Regions from separate parts of the Homo sapiens genome. Here region 1 is linked to region 2. Evidence: read pairs that join two places in POLR2A ChIA-PET (ENCODE). Cell type or tissue: Panc1. All regions are shown on one strand. Links, peaks and the distances in the headings refer to the core of each region. The heading gives the core; the rest is flanking DNA.

Evidence for each region. Peaks named below come from ENCODE experiments on the same cell type or tissue, not always from the same donor. Only the 100,000 strongest peaks of a DNase experiment are listed, where the experiment ranks them.
Region 1: POLR2A ChIA-PET joins it to region 2 with 5 read pairs; 1 of 35 experiments calls an interaction of 5 or more read pairs at or near these places.

The regions. Positions count from the first base shown.
Region 1 is chr7:16,877,840-16,883,227 of GRCh38, forward strand. It overlaps AGR3 (anterior gradient 3, protein disulphide isomerase family member), which reads right to left and starts at 4,144. Exons shown (of 8, transcript NM_176813.5): 1 at 4,105-4,144; 2 at 671-806. The coding sequence starts at 779. In Panc1, for the core only: no CTCF peak of the experiment used is centred there; no DNase peak of the experiment used is centred there; H3K27ac peaks cover 507 bases.
Region 2 is chr7:16,354,325-16,359,712 of GRCh38, forward strand. The region is part of intron 3 of CRPPA (CDP-L-ribitol pyrophosphorylase A); the gene reads right to left. Among named protein-coding and RNA genes, the nearest start is that of CRPPA, 65 kb to the right of the region's middle. In Panc1, for the core only: no CTCF peak of the experiment used is centred there; no DNase peak of the experiment used is centred there; H3K27ac peaks cover 324 bases.

The DNA.
Region 1 (5,388 bases), core at 198-5,197, 520 kb after region 2:
GTGACAGAGCAAGACTCCGTCTCAAAAAAAAAAAAAAAGAGAGAATTTTTTTTAATAAAATGTTTCTTTACAGATGAATATATATTTGTTTCTTGGGCCAAGTAAAACAGTAAGTACAAAAAGAAATGTTTCTAAACATGTAGCCACCGGCAATCCTTGATTATGTCTAAAACCACTGTCTTCCAGAGTCAATATAGCAAAGACTTAGTTACCCCGAATTCTCAGAGTTTGGGGTATAGTATAATTTTCTGGGAAGGCTTATATAAAATTATTCCAATTTTTTTTTTTTTGGAGGACTGGGAAATAGAGGACTGGGAATTTGAGCAAATTTTGAGGAATCTTAAATTGCTATTAGGACACCAATATGACGCAGCAATCAATCATTATTTTCTAGGACTCTGGTTACCAAAGTTATAGACAGCGAGCCAATTCTCCATTATTTTGGCAAAAGATAATGCAAATTTATGTTATTGTTTGCTAGTTGATTTGATTCACTGCCTAAAATAAACTGATTCCTTCTGTTTTAAAAAATCCATTTTGAAGTCACACACAACAAAAATCATTCAGTTAGTTGAATTTGCTTTATAATTAGACTATGAGTGAAGACACCAGATATTTTAAAAAGCAATCCAAATGACTGAGTTTAGAAAATAAAATGAGATTACAGCACCTCTTGAGAGTGTCTGAGGAGGCCTCTTTTCCTTTTTTATTGCAATGGCAAGGTTGGAAGAAACTGTGACGAGTAAGAGGCAGAGACCCAAAGCTGAGTGTAGCATCATGTCTTCTAGAGACTCTCTCAGAAGAAGCTAGATGACAGAAAGGAATTCTCAGAATCCAGTGAATTACTTCAAGCTATTATTAGAAGATATTTGCTAAGAGTTGGACCAATACTGTGATGACAGACTGTTCAGCTTTTTTGGTTTGACATGGTATAACCAACCACATAGAACTTTCATTCACATTTTATTTTTAAAATACTTAATCAACTCAGTACATGCTCAGTTGGTGAGAAGTCATGTTCTGAGCCTCCTGGGCATGGTGCTGTATAATTAAAAAAGAGCTGGATCAGGGCACACGAAGCCTGCTTCTGAACCGCCCTGTAGTGTTCACACCAACAAGACGAAACTCAAATAAGATCATGTTGTTTGATGTCTTGTAAACTATGAAGTGACTTTTAGCATGCAGAAATATTCTTTGCCTTTTGATTCTCCTTCATCTAATAGGTCAAAATATTTTAACTCTATACTAAGATAAGATTATACATGAATAAATATTGCTTAAAATAGAAATCAGAGGAAAAATAGAATATGGAGGATTCTTGTCCTTCAGTTCCTTTATAGTTTCTTACCTTTCTCATCCTTCCAACAATTACTCAGACTTTTGCCCTTCAGTTTATGATACAGCTCTTTATAAAAATCAAGTACTATCATATTACTATAAATTAGACATATGTATAGAGAAGAATAGACTGTCATGATTACATTCTCTCCTGGTTAGCTAGAATTCAAACTGATTCTTAACTCAATGTGCATCTTTTATACTTTGCACGTTAAGATAAAAACTGAAGTCCAAAGTTGGGCCTGATCTGGTCATAAACCACTTGATAAATATATTACAGGAAGTCTTTAATACTTGTGAGATGTTTAGTTACAGCATTAGCATATAAAACTGATTTGAAAATGGTTGACTCATGCAGTTTTGAAACTTTACCTCAAAATATAAAATAAATATACAGACATCATTCACATTGATTTGAAGTTCCTTTAAGACGTCTTTCCTATTGGCTTACATTATTTAGTATTGAACTCATCACCAAAATAGTAAAATTTCCTTAGCCAAAATGGCTAGTGACTGATTCTTTAGTGATTCTGTTCAAACAAAGATGTTGCTATATTTTATTGTAGTAGGCATTGTGGAAAATGAAAAGATATATAAGACACAATGTTTTGGCATTGGTAAAACATTTGGCAATTTTAATCACCTAGTTATTGTAAAGTAGCAACCGCAGTCGTGGAGGAGAACAACAATTTGGTGGTAAAGAAGTTTACAGATTCTAGATTTCTCCAGACATTTCCTCATTCCTCCCATTATACTGTTTTCCCCTTCCCAGTGGTGTATCTATTGCAGCCCCTCTATGGACTGAAAATAGTTACCACTCCAGGTTAACCTTACTTTATTTCCCTCCCTAATCCCCAGTTGTCCCTCCCTCCTTCCCTTCCCCTTCCTTCCTTCCCCTTCCTTCTTTCCCCTTCCTTCCTTCCTTCCTTCTTTCCTTCCTTCCTTCCTTCCTCTTTCTCTCTCTCTTTCTTTCTTTTCTTTCTCTCTCCTTTCTTTCTTTTTTTTTTTTTTTTGCTCTTGTCACCCAGGCTGGAGTGCAGTGGGGCCATCTCCACTCACTGCAACCTCCGCCTCCCAGGTTCAAGCGATTCTCCTGCCTCAGCTTCCCAAGTACGTGGGACTACAGGTGTCCACCATCATGCCCGGCTAATTTTTGTATTTTTAGTAGAGATGGGGTTTCACCATGTTGGCCAGGCTGATCTCAAACTCCTGACCTCAAATGATCCAACTGCTTCGGCCTCCCAAAGTGCTGGGATTACAAGGGTGAGCTACATCGCCCGGACTCCTTTCCTCTCCCCTCCTTTCCCCTCCTTTCCCCTCCTTTCCCCTCCTCTTTCCCCTCCTCTCCCCTCCCCTCCCCTCCCCTCCTCTCCCCTCCTTTCCCCTCCTTTCCCCTCCTCTCCCCTCCTTTCCCCTCCTTTCCTGTCCTTTCTTTCCAGGCATATAAAAACCCTGTTAAACAATTATCACGGTGCCTGATAAGAATTTCAGTTTAAGTTCTCATAACTTATTAAACCATAAAACATTTCAGAATGTCATCTTGTACCTTAAGGCCTTGGTCATCTTGTACTTTAAAGACTGAAACAAATACAGGGTGGATTTTAGTACAGGACAGGGACAGTTGACTCTGGAACACAAAGCTCAACCCAGGGAAGGCAGCCTTAGTTAGACAGGTTGGGAGTTGCAGTGGAGGAACTAAAGCAACCACCTAGGACAGGATCTTAACCTGGATCCAGCAGGCTTCTAGAAGGCCTGTGGCTGAGCTACAGAAGGCTCAAAACCCCTGGAAATTGTGTGCAAAATTTTATCTGCCTCTGTTCCTTTTCCGTGGGAATAGGGTCCAAAACGTCATTAAAATTCTTCCAGGGATCTTGGATATAAAGAAGAGTTAAGAAAAGTCAATCTGGAAGGAATCTTTAGAAAGATTTTTCTATGTTAGCTACAGAGACAAGCAGGTGGAATCTGCATTTTAAAAAAGAAAAAGCATAACCTCATCATTTTTGCTATTTTAAAGCTGCGAAGCTTAGAGTTAAGCGGGAACCATTTTTTCTTTAAAATTTCAAGTCTTTATGTATTATTGTCAAATACTTTCTAATTAAAAAATAAAAATCTTGGTTTTCTGGTTTTACATTGATAAATTATAAAATAGATATTAAATATATTCTGTGACAAAGCAGTACAACTTGTACACTGTAGATTTTGAATAAATAACGCTTTCCTTGGTAAAATATAGTGTAAACTGCTGAGGGTCCTTTAGTATCAGTTGCAAGGTTAAGCTACTTGGGGGAACACAGATAAATGTGGCATGGTTACAGGCCTACAGCAGCTTAAAATGCATTTGGGAGGCACATAACCATATGTCAGCAATTAGATTGTATAAACATTGGTCAATTAGCATTTTATGACATTAGTATTTTATTTTTCAAAAGTAATTTAACGTAAGTAACTGATATTATAAGTTCCTATATTTTAAAATAAAACAAGACTTAAAAGAATATAAAGAAGAGCTATCATTACTTGTAGAATACTTTTCAAAGAGTCGTTTTTGTGGTTGACGTCAATTTATTCTAATACCATTAATATAAATAGAGATAAAACTATGAAACCAGCAAAGGAAATCCAGTTCAGTAAAAGAAGAAAAATAAAAATTCATTTCACTTTCCTACCCTTTACTGAAAGCTTCACTTTTAAATAGCAAAAGGTGATTATTTAAATATAGCAAAGCTTGACCACTGATTAAGTAATCTGGAAAATTTGCTTGCTTACCTGACTTGGCCAGTGCTCTTGTTGGAAATGTATTCTGGATGTTTCTGGTTAAAAATGGGTGTGGATTTATAGACACACACACACACACCTGACCTACAACCTCACCTGCATAGAAACAAGAGCATAGTTACCGGAAAACAAACTTAGAAAAATAGGCTGGTCTGAAAAACTCTGTACTTCTTTCCAGTTCTCATGCTTCTCACACTAAAAAAGCTCTATTCTTTTTCTCTAAATTAAGATTGAATGTCCTCATAAAATAAGGTCAAATACCATCTTTGTGCTTCTTTCTCTTTTACCTTTTATTTCCCAAGGTAGTTTAATGTTTGGCTGAAGTTCAGCACAAAAAAAAAAAAGAAAAGGAAGAAAGAAAACGGAATGAATTTAAGAACTGTGTGCATGCCATTGTTCAAATAGAAATTCCTAAGGGTTACTCTGTTTACAGGAATATAATTAACAGCTAAAGAGATTGGGTCCTTTTTTTTTTGAGAGAGAAGGAAATAAAAATTCTGTTTTAAAGTTGAACATTTTCATAATTTGATTATTCTTTACAATTTTTCTATAAAACCTTTACTGCACAAAAAATTAGAAAAACAGGCCATTAGATAAGTTTAAATTTATCTAATAGTTAGATACTGTTGAATTAATTGAGAGTAATTATTTAATTACTGTTAAAATAACGTAAGGCAGTGTGTCATCAAATTTGGCATACCTGTTTTTTGTACAGCCCAGGAAACAGGAACGGTTTTGACATTTTTAAACGGTTGGGGAAAAAAACCCAAAAGAATCATATTTTGTGACATGTGAAAGTTATATGAAATTCAATTTCAGTGTCCTTAAGTAGAGAGAGATGTGGCGGATGGCATGCAGCCATGTGCATTTGCTTACTAGTGTCTATGGCTACTTTTGCACTGCAACAGCAAAGTCCGGTACAGTCCAGGACAGTGGATACCAAAATCTGTGCACACTCAAAGTCCCATATCTGGCCCTGCGTAACCCACAGATATGAAAAGTTGGTCCTCCGCATATGCAGGTTTGGCATCCCGTGAACACAGTATTTTTGATCCACTTTTGGTTGTGGATACAGAACTTGCCCATATGAAGGAATATATTAAAAAAAAATCCTTCTCTAAGTGAACCCACACAATTCAAATCTATGTTGTTTAAGGGTCAACTGTGCTTGTGACAGGGACTGTATGATCTGCAAAACCTAAAATATTTACTATCTTTAGTAAATGTTTACAGAAAATGTTTGTTGAACCTTAATCCAGGGTATTGTTTATAAAT
Region 2 (5,388 bases), core at 213-5,212:
AGCACCAGAACATGATACAACATGATTTGTAATACGGTTGAAAACAAAGGGCATTTATGCACTCCACAATCAGAATCAGGTATGCAGTAAGTAGACTAGCCTACTTCTAATAAAAGAAAAGTCTGACTTTCTAAAACTCTTAATTCCATTTAATATTTTGTGGTAGGGAACACACAGACTGCACAAAATGATGTAAACTAATCAGCCTAATGAGGCTTTGGACACTAAAAAAATTTTAACTTACAAAGAAACTTGAGATTACTTTAGAAGAGAAAAATAGGAGTTCATTTTAGCTCTTCTGAGCAATGATGGACATAAAATTTTTCCTTGCAGTTTTTATTATTATTATTATTACCCCAAAGACAACTGTGGCTAAGAAAAGGGTGTGTTTCCAAGAAAGGAATTTAGTGTCATTAAACACATATACTTAATGGGAGGTTTCCTGAACCTCCTCACTGAAATGCAGCCATCAGAAAATAATAGAGTTAGTCATCTTTTTTAATATATATTTCAAATACATTTATTCCCCTAAGGCATGTATGTAAAAAACATATTAAACGTTAAAACTAAACAGCAAAGTTAAACCAGAAAGATGAAAACCACACAAATAAAGGTAGACAATATGCTATAAAAATGTACAGCCAAATATACTCCCAACTAATCAGCAAGAAAATATTCTTTAACCTTTTCATATTAAGTAACCAAACCTAATCAAAAAGATATTTACATGAGTAACTGTATCTTTTATAAGCAAGTATCAAAATGTATCAAAATAAAGCATGTCCATGTCGTAAGAATCAACTTCAAGAAACCTAACAGGTATTGTAATCCGACTAACTTATCTTGTTTTTGCCATTTAATATATATTAACCTCATGTAACTACCTTCTTAACTAAAAATGGGAATATCACTTACCAATCACTATTGCTTCTACTGAGTGGATACTCAATGAACTAGTTTCCCTTTCCCTTGGCATAAATCAAGAATATCTCTTTAAAAGCAACTGTTTCTTCTCCATCATAATTTAAGACATCATTACAGTGATTGACCCGGCAAATGTCTTCACCGCTACAACTCATCATGTACTTTAACTGCATCATTCCATCAGTACAGTCTGTTCTGGTTGTTCATATCTCATGCCTATTGCGCTCATGTAACCAAATGACCATTGGATGTCTTTTCAGTCTCTACTCGATGCTTTCTGGATAATCATTACTTTACCCAGCCCTTTACTTGTTTCTCAAAGTCAGAGTTAGAAAGTGTTTTAGTCCAAACTCCTCAGTTACAGGTATGGAAGTAGTCCCAAAGAAATTAAAGTCTGTGACCATTACTGCTTAAGACCACTTAGCTAGAAACAAAAGGTAGCCATGTTGGACTCCCAACATCCTCATTTGTTCTGGCATCTACCAACACTGACTGATAGAACAGGCTTGAACTAGAGTGGTTTGGGTGTTGAGATAGCAGGGTGGCAAGGCAGGTTATCCTAGCAAAGGGGCCGCCCACCAGCACAGTGACTTGAGTAGGCATCTGCTGATGGTTCTCATTCATTATTACAGTATAAAGATCTGTGTTCACTGATTACCCCATATCACTGCAAGCTCTTCACTACTGTAAGTAATTGTAAAAGATCAGATGATTTGATCGGTGATAGTAGTGACAATACCTTTTTACTAGTTTGACAACTTACATGCCCTAGCTAAGCTAAGTAACGAAGCATAAGTGGAACTGGAAAAAAAAAAATTACAGAGAAAAATTCTAGAATGCTTTCAAATTTATCCCAAAATCATGAAAAAAAAATGTATGTTTATAAACTTATCTAAAAGTATCTACATAGAAATACTTTACTAGGCACTGAACAAGTTAAGCCAAACAATAAAATTATTAACATGTAAGTTGTGTTAATTTTTCTATCTCTACATACTTCCTTCTCAACAACCCAGCAAGGAAGGTACTACCTTCTTTCTTGGGTAAAATACCACAACTCAGAAATATAGCACATCAACAACAATAAATAAACTCAAAGCTGTCTGATTCCACATTTCCTGCTCTTATAATGACTGTGGTGTATTAAAGATAGCCACAAATGCTCTTGGAGGTGGGGGAGTATCTGGTTTTCCTCTTTTTAAACACAGGCTGGCCTCTGACTGCTCTGCTTTATGTGGTACAAAAGCAGTGATGATGTCTGTCTGAGGTCCGGCTCAGGCTATAAGGAGACAGGCAGCTTCTACTTTGTTCTCTTTGAACGCTGCATAAAGTTCCCCAATTCATTTTTCAACCTGCTGTTAATCACAGCCAATAGAGACTACATTTCATATTCAGGATATTTTTCAGTTCTGGGATTGCCATTTTTTACCCTTTCCACATCTGTCTTAAATTTCCTCATACATTATCTCAACCTTTTCCTGTAGATTCATCATAGTTATTTTAAACTACTCTGCCATTTCCAACATCTGGGTCCTTTTCTATTGACCTATTTTCTTAACATGAGTCACAATATTTAGTAAGTTTTAACTACATACTGAGCACTGTAAATGATGTTTTACATTTAGAGATTCTGTTAACTTTCTCTGAAGGATGTTGAGTGTGTCCTGAGAAGTGGTCTTCACTCCTAAAATGTGGTTCTCTGGGATATCAATGAAAAGCCAAAGATGTTTATCAAACTCCTATTAATATAGCAGGATTTGAACTCCAAACTGTTTCTCCTCCACCTCAGCAACTGCTGAAGTATCTGTTTTTCTCTTTCCATCTTCCTATGGGAGCTGGATGCTTTCCCATGGGTCCCTCAGGATATCGCCCCCTGTGTACACAGTTCAGGAGTCAGCAAAGCCTTTAGGGGATATTTATTTATTTATTTATTTATTTATTTATTTTTGAGACAGAGTCTCGCTCTACCACCCAGGCTAGAGTGCAGAGGCACAATCTCTGCTCACTGCAACCGCCAACTCTCGGGTTTAGGAGATTCTCATGCCTCAGCCTCCCAAGTAGCTGGAATTACAGGTGCATACCACCATGCCTGGCTAATTTTTGTAGTTTTAGTGGATACAGGATTTTACCATGTTGGCCAATCTGGTCTCAAACTCCTGACCCTCAAGTGATCTGCCCTTCTTGGCCTCCCAAAGTGCTGGTATTACAGGCATGAGCCACCATCCCTGGTCAGCTTTAGGTGATTTTATAGATGTGTGCAGCCGCCCTCCTCTGTGGCTCCACTATTCTAGGATATCCCCCTCAATTCCCCGCTACCTTGGCAGCTGCAAGCTCCTACTTCACAGGACAAAAAGATAGTAGCTGTCTGCCTTGTCACTACAGGAACTGGGAAATGACCTCAGGAGAAAAGCTATCATTCAGCATTCAGTCAAGAGTCATAAACGCCACAATAATCTCAACAGGAAAGATTTCATATAAGGTGTTAACTATGGTAGTTTTATTACTAAGAAGGAATAAGACAGAACTCAGAGATACCCGAAGTCTGAGGGGGAGTACCCAATGAAGGAACATACCCTCTCCATATCTGAGCTGCAGCCCACCGGATGGCAGGGAAGTTTCATGGCTTGAGGTGGGCCAGAGTTGGTGCGTGGTCAGCAGGCCAAGGCTGTGTCAGAAACCGCAAATGCCTGGCAACCTGGGAGTCCCCGAATGGATGGCCAAGGAGCCTGAGGCTGAACACAGAATGACAGACTGGCCTGACAAGCTGGAAGTATACTGCTGGGGTACCAGCAAAATGAGGCTGGCAGGCACAGAGCCATAGGCCAGGACTGGCATGCAGGAAAATCTCCATGAGGGTTTACACAGGCAGAAGCTGGCAGGCAGAGAACAGCAGGCCAGACTGGCAGAGAAAACCTGCTAGAGAGTAAACACCACCGAGTGCCACACACATGGCCATGGCAGCTGTGGAGCCAGCAGGGATGGAAACATGCCAGAATCAGGAACAGAAGCCCCCTCCTCCCACAGCATCCCTTTGGCACCCTCCAGTGATGAAGCTTAAAAGATGTCTTAAGCAAGGGAGATGTTTACAGGGTCCAGCAGACAATGACGGGTGGATTTGGAGCTGGGAAGCGATTAAGTGGTACAATATATAAAGGTAGCTCTTACCCAGTACAATTACCTTTCACGGGCTAAATCCCTTCTGATTTTTGCCTATTTTTACTCTTCACTGCCTTTATACAAATAGGTCAAATCTATCCTGCCACCCCCATTCACCCCATCCACAAAATATATATCACAGTTTATAATTTGTATCCAGAGGGTTGGGCATGCTATTCTGTCATTACTAGGAATCAAAAACCTTGAGTGATGACTTGACACAGAATCTGAAGAATACTATAAGCAGAAAACTCCCACTATTTCACATTTCAGAGTAACTACTTGAGGCAAATGTACAGGTATCTTGGCATTCAACAGTATAAATTCCACTTGTCCAAAATATTCTGAAAAAAACTGCTTTCTACTAGTTCTAAAAAATGAAGAAATTGATTAATGTCAAAAGCATTCAAAATGACTCTTCTAAATTGTCCATACAATGCAAAATTACATCTTTAGCTCCCAAACTGAAACATCAAGTTTTTTCAAGATATTAATGCCCACAAAGAATGTCAGTAAAATGACAACTTTGAAATAATGTAAAGAAAAAAATAGATTTTTATTTGTTAAATCCATAATGTCTAAGTTCTTGTTGAAGGGCATGTAATTTTGTAGTGTATGAATGCAACAAAACTATTTCAGACCTGACTAATTTCTACAAAAGTAGTTAATGAAAATGCTTGCTTTAATATTAGTAGTTAATAACCTTGATGTTGTGTTTTTGGTTTGTGTTTTTTTGAGACAGAGTCTCCCTCTGTCACCCAAGCTGGAGTGCAGTGGTGCAATCATAGCTCACTGTAACCTAGAACTCCTTGGCTCAAGGTGATCCTCTGCCTCAGCCTCCCTCTTGAGTAGCTGGGAGCACCACCACACCCAGCTAATGGAAGTTTTTCATTTTAAATTTCATTTCTGCCCCCTAAATAATGGCATCATTACTAGTACACATGTAATTCACAGCGTGATCACAAGTACTGTCGTCATTGAATTGCTTGGTAGTCAACAGTTGTCATCGTTGGAAGAATGTCAGAGCATTGCCTGGATACTGGTGTGCATAGCTCTTGCTATATACATGTAGCCAGCAGTTTTAACTGTCTGTTATGTCTAATTCTTTACTGTCCATCTGTGTCACTTCTCAACTTCGTTCTAACTTTTGTCCCCTCCTGACCATCCTCCAGAAGTGAGAACCTAATTTAAGATGCAGATTCTTAAAGATTACGATATGCCTTTCAGTTAATTTTTATTTACTCAGGAGAGGGAGCCTCCCTTGCCAAAGTCTGTAACAAAAAACAGGATTTTAGAAGATAAAACAAA